2 separate regions of the Homo sapiens genome follow, and region 2 is linked to region 1. A link is a loop called in an ENCODE intact Hi-C map of the cell type or tissue named here. Cell type or tissue: mammary epithelial cell. All regions are shown on one strand. Each heading gives the region's core, and the rest is flanking DNA. Links, peaks and the distances in the headings are about the cores only.

Region 1 (2,924 bases), core at 175-2,674:
CCCAGGATAGTTTATTATATTTATTCTTGAATAAGAAAATATTTTAGGGAAAGAGGTAATTTAAAAAATGGAACGTACTTGCCAATGAGCAAATGTATTCTATTAGTAGAGAATTATAACCACCTTATAACAATCACAGTATCCCTCATTTCCAAAGCGTTCTGGAATGAGTAATAATCAATACCAGAGTAAAGAAAGAATTTTTCTTCAATTTAGTTAGATGATTTTTATTCACAAAAATATCTAAGTTGTTGAAAAAATAGACCTTTGACTTTTAACTTGGGTTTATTTTTCAATTTGGAAAGTGCATGTAAGTTTGTTAATGTTAATTAGTAATTGTTGGGCTCTGAGGGGGTGCAGCATCTTCAGTCTGAGCTTATTACAGTGTAAAATATGGATTGCCTTTACCCTAATGGCCTCTGAATCCTATTACCATCCCATTAGAGAGTGTGGGATTTTAGTAATTCTGTTGTTGTTTCCAGTGGGCAGTGAATATAATGGGGAAGGGCAGGGGTTAATGCAATTCATCTCTTTTAATACTTGTAACTCCAACTCCCTTATCACTCACTGAGGTTTCATTGGGTTTTTCCCCTTTCTTTCTATATCTTTAAGGCCCAATATATTTCTCTATGCTTCTCCCAGCCAGAATAGTTTGGGGAGTATTTCGATGATTCTTGGGTTTAAATAGAATTTTCAATATTAGCCTTTCATAAACTGAAGATAAACAAATAAGGTAGTATGTCCGCTTGTTGTGAAACAGCCTGTCACTCAGAAAGGTTTTCAGTGACTGTCATTGTGCCAAGAATAGTATTGAAATGGCTCTTCATTCAAGATCATTTATAAGGCCTTTTGGAAGGAGAAGCATGATACCAGTGGGTCGGATCAATGCACACTAGTGTTCTGGGTATAATGTTTCCATGTGTTCCTGGAGACAGCTGTGTCCTGGGTGCTGGTGGTGCTAGAGAGAAGAATTGGAAAAGATTTCAAAGTGATAGAAATTAGATTCCTTTAAAGAGAAGTTTATGAGCAATAGTTAATTCCCTACATCTCCAACATGCTCAGTAGATGTTCATGTCTGATTATGTATCCGTGGTTTTATTCATGAAATTTGTTTTTAGCTAATACAGCTTTTTTCGGAATAAATACGAACATCAGATTACTTCTCAGTATGTCAAAACAAATTAGTTTCCCACAGTGATGCAGTGAAAGGTGTAACTATTTTCCCTTTTTATATGTCAGAAAGCATTACTGGGACTGGGAAATTCCTCTTTTTCCCCCCTTAGCCCGTGAGCCATGTGGTTTGCAAAGGTCTGCTTTAATTCACAAGCATGTTCACCTAGAGCTCCAGCACCTCCCTCTGCTGCCATTAGTGGGAATCACATGCTGAGATCCAAAGAGGCAACCACACTCAGAAAAGACTGGGAATGGCAGGAGGTGATCAGACCATTTCAATCTGTTGAAAGTGAGTGATATTCCCAGGGCTCACTGTTCACCTTCTCAGAGAATTAAGTTTCCATATGTTTCATCATAAATGACATGAACGTGCAACATAACTGCAATATGCAAATGTCCACTGGATAACGTAATAGAAAACTGGATTGGAGAGGAATTCTCCTTGTCTCCGTATTCAAAATATCTTGATTGTCCACCTGGTTATGGCTAATAGGCTAAGCCTGGTGACAGTGCTTAGGTCTATATATAATAGTAGTTTGTGTATCTGCATTGAATATTCGTGCATCACATTTCTCCTTAATTTGAGGTATCACTTATATTTCTACACAGACTGTGAGAGCATTTCTTTCTCTCCATCAATGGGTGTATTGTGTGAAATTCATTTTAGAATGTAATTATGTAGTGACCAATACAATTAGCTTTCATCCAAATGAATTGATATGAATAAGCATTGTTAAGGGATATTGTTTTCTTTTGATACTTAGTTACTTAGTTACAGACTACTTTTTAAATCCATTTCTGTTCCCACAATCACTTGGGAAGCTAAAACAAAACAACAACAAAAGAAATAAAATCTACTGTAAGTATATACTGAAGTAATAATCTTTTAAAAACAGCACATATACAAAAGACCATTAGCAGAAAATTACTGAACTCATGGAAATGACATGTAGATAGAACCTATGTAGAATTACTGGTTTGCAAAGGACAATATGAGGGATTCTGGTTACTCAACAAGTGGAATGTGGCTTTCTGTTTTTCATTTATGATTGGAACCCATTTAATTCATCTTGTCTGTTTATTCTTGGAACTTCCCTTCAGATCTCCAAGAAATATAAAAATCAGATGACAGGCCAGGCATGGTGGCTCACGCCTATAATCCCAGCATTTTGAGAGGCTGAGGTGGGCGGATCCCTTAAGGTCAGGAGTTCGAGACCAGCCTGGGCAACATGGCAAAACCCTGTGTCTACTAAAAATACGAAAAATTAGCTGGGTCTATTGGCACACACCTATAATCCCAGCTACTTGGGATGCTGAGGCATGAGAATCACTTGTACATGGGAGGTGGAGGTTGCAGTGAACTGAGATTGTGCCATTGCATGCCAGCCTGGGCGACAGAGGGAGGCTGTCTCAAAAAAAAAAAAAAAATTAATGATACTTAGGTTTCCATTAGAGAATGATATATTTACCATTGTCACAAAGCCACACAACCTTTCATGTGTTGTCTCTGTTCAGTGTTCCCTTAATGCATGATACACAAATTATTTAACAATAGTTGAATATTATCAAACTAGTAGTAAAGAAATTGGACTCTGCATAACACTAATAGTTTTATTTTTTAAACATGTGTCAGAATTCAAATATAAGTGTGAACTGTGTAGAGCACACAGGAATGCTGAGTGCCACATTTTGTACCATATTGCATCCAATGCTTTTGTGGAAATATTCCCCAATAAGTTTATGATAGCAAT
Region 2 (2,924 bases), core at 99-2,598, 360 kb after region 1:
TAAACCCAATAAATGTATGGAACTTACAGTGGACATGAGGGTTCCTTCATCAAGCTGAGTTATTCATCTCCGTTTCATAGTAAGTTGAAGACATCAGTTGCTTTACAGAAGGGCTTTTCATGTATTTTGGCTTTTTGGAAAGCAAGAGGGCATGTTGTCAGCATTGTTTGCATTTTTGAAACAGAAAACCTTCCCACCCAGCAAGTGTGTTGGATGACTGTAGTGAAAAGTGATAAATGCAAAAAGGTGCTTGTGATCATTTGTTGTAGCAGAGGTGCTTCATACTAGAGGTACGTTACTGATACTGAATACCAAGGCACCCGAGTGAAACTAGGAGTCAAAAACATACTATTAGGCGTCAGTAACATAAATACATACAGCCAGCTAAATTACGAGAACAGGGATCGCTAGGGTTGATGGCAAATCAGATAAGCCACCCCACCCCTCACAGCATTCAGCTCTATCCAGTTGTTTTGAGGGGATACAGACTCCATATTTTGGGTTTGGTTTTGCTTTCAAGAGAAGTCAGAAATCTGGAACACTATGCAAAATCTCAACTTTGAATTTTTGATAATATTCAGCTTGAGGGCTGTCAGTCTGTGACATCTGCCCTAGATAGATGAAATTTGGATTTAATTTTCCTACTCAAATCTGGGGTCCCTGAGAGCTGCAGTTATGTCTTATCCATCCTTTCATCCCTGAAAGAACCCATCACTGTTCTCTACACTTGGTTTTCGGGGACTTGCCAACCATCAGGCAGCATGCTTAGCACTTTACATTCATCCTTCCTCTCTAACTTTCACAGCAACCTTAGCGGGTAGTTACTGCTGTTTTCACCAGTTGGCAGATGAGTAAGCTGAGAATGAAAGAAATGAGGTAGCACGCCCAGGTTCACACAACTAGAAAGTGGCAGACTCAATTCTTGAACCCAGTTCTGTAGATTTTATCTCCTAACCTCTAGCTAAATGCCCCTCCTAGATGTTCCCACATTCCTCTGTATATATCCCAGGGGTCACATTTACCACTCTGTATTGTAATTGTCTTTTCCTTCTGTCTCCTGCACCTCGTTGGGAAATATGACTGCAGGATAGATAGACAAATGAGCAAATATAATCAATGCCGTGGTGAAAATGAGCAACAGTTAGGAGGAGAATGTCTTCCAATACCGAGAACGCTGGATAATTTTTGTTTTTGTTGCTGTCAATAATTTGATCTATCTGCAATGAAATATCATCTTGCTTTATAGGAGGGCTGGGTGAGCGGAGAATTAAGTATTCTTCCATCTTCCCTTACTCTTCCTTCTCCATTTCCCCCAGGAAGCTCTAGGCTTTCTCATTAGGATAAATGAAAAGAGAACTTGACCTCTCTTCTAGTTAACTGGAAAACTCCCAATTCATTTTATTTGGAACATAACACATGGCACCCAGGTCGGTGCTTCTCTTCCCCCTGGGGACCAGCCCTGGATATTGTCAGCACACAAGCAACCGCAGGAATTCTGCCCACGCATAACACAGATGGACCTCACAAGGGCCACACAAGCTGGAGTAGATAAGGAGAACTTAGCTCAGAGTGAATACACAGGAAGGAGGAGGGTCTGGTATCTCATTTAGGGAATTAAATCCTTTATATGGCCTCTTTGTACTTTAGAAGAGTGTGTGGTCTGGAGAGGGGAGGGTGGGGGGCCAGGACAGAGGGAGATGGAAAGTTAGGACTTAGGGCTGGGGAGGGCAGGTTCTCACTTGTGCACTGACCCGCCCCATCTTCCTGAGGCAAGTCTCGTAATTACCTAACTAATGGGGAATAATGACACCACTTGGATGGGAGTTGAGAGAGGGGGAAAGAAAGGCATGAGAATTCATTAACCATGTGTGAGGGGCTTGGATAGCATCCCTGAAGGATCATTATTACATCATTTCACCCCCCTTTCCCACCTCTTTCCACTAATATGAGACAGACAAATGCTAAATAACTATGTAATAATACATTACTAGACAGACAACAATGCCAGAAAATATAATAGCCTGCTACAGCTATGAAACTCTCCCAAAGATATATTTAAAATGTCACTGATGCATAATGTAAAATAGGAATTACAGGTTCATTTGGAGGACATGATTTAAAATCTATACAACTGTACAGTGGTATTTCCCACTGGGTTTTTGTTGTCACTGTCCTTTTCTAAACATCACAAAGAAAACAAAAATCACCCAAATAATTTCAGCCTAGAGATGCGAACTTCAAGGAACCTGTTTCCTCCACATTTTTCCTTCTTGTTTTTGTTGGTCAGGATGCTCTCCAAACCTAGTATCTTCTTGACATGTTGTCTTTTCTTCAGAATGTTTCTGCAGCCTGCACAGGAACCCCAGAATGTAGATTACACCTTTTGGAGATGTAGCCCGGCCACATAAGGAGACAAGTAGTTGAAATTTGTGTCAAATTGCTTGTTTAAATGACTTGAGCCAACTTCTTAAAGCCAGGACAGCAGGGGCTGAGGATTTTTAAAGTTGGCAGGGGCCAAAAATGACAAGGCTCAGCAGTCACCTGGTGAGCTGCCAGCCCTGACTGGAAGCTTCAAAAAATAAAACTTTCTCAAAGGACACAAATTAAAAGTCATGTTTCAGCATCCATTAAAACGAAATTATAGGCTTCATCGCATAGCAAACTACTTTCATTTTCATTATGCTTAAAATATTTCATTTTGTAGATTGAGAATCGGTTGCTAGGAAAACCTTGTGTGGAGTTGTCAGAGACAGCGATATCTACAAGGGGATATTTTCCAAGGGAGAGCTCTCCTTTGTTTTTCCTGCAAGGATAGAGGATTTTGTTATTTAAAAAAACGCAGGATGCAATTTGGAGTCGGGGTCATGGCTTGAAAACATCTGCCATGACCTTCTCCAGAGACCGAGTCCTCAGGGTTCATCTCT

The links. Peaks named below come from ENCODE experiments on the same cell type or tissue, not always from the same donor. Only the 100,000 strongest peaks of a DNase experiment are listed, where the experiment ranks them.
Region 2: it touches region 1 in a loop (3-fold over the local background); 2 of 110 quality-filtered maps call a loop at or near these places.

The regions. Positions count from the first base shown.
Region 1 is chr5:167,586,615-167,589,538 of GRCh38, forward strand. The region is part of intron 4 of TENM2 (teneurin transmembrane protein 2); the gene reads left to right. Among named protein-coding and RNA genes, the nearest start is that of TENM2-AS4, 72 kb to the right of the region's middle. In mammary epithelial cell, for the core only: a CTCF peak has its summit at 1,365 (motif pointing left); no DNase peak of the experiment used is centred there.
Region 2 is chr5:167,948,789-167,951,712 of GRCh38, forward strand. All of the region lies in intron 5 of TENM2 (teneurin transmembrane protein 2), which reads left to right. TENM2-AS3 (TENM2 antisense RNA 3) reads right to left here. Exons shown (of 3, transcript XR_941186.3): 2 at 28-130. Among named protein-coding and RNA genes, the nearest start is that of TENM2-AS3, 3.4 kb to the right of the region's middle. In mammary epithelial cell, for the core only: a CTCF peak has its summit at 1,462; a DNase peak (open chromatin) is centred at 1,523; H3K4me3 peaks cover 223 bases; H3K27ac peaks cover 2,020 bases.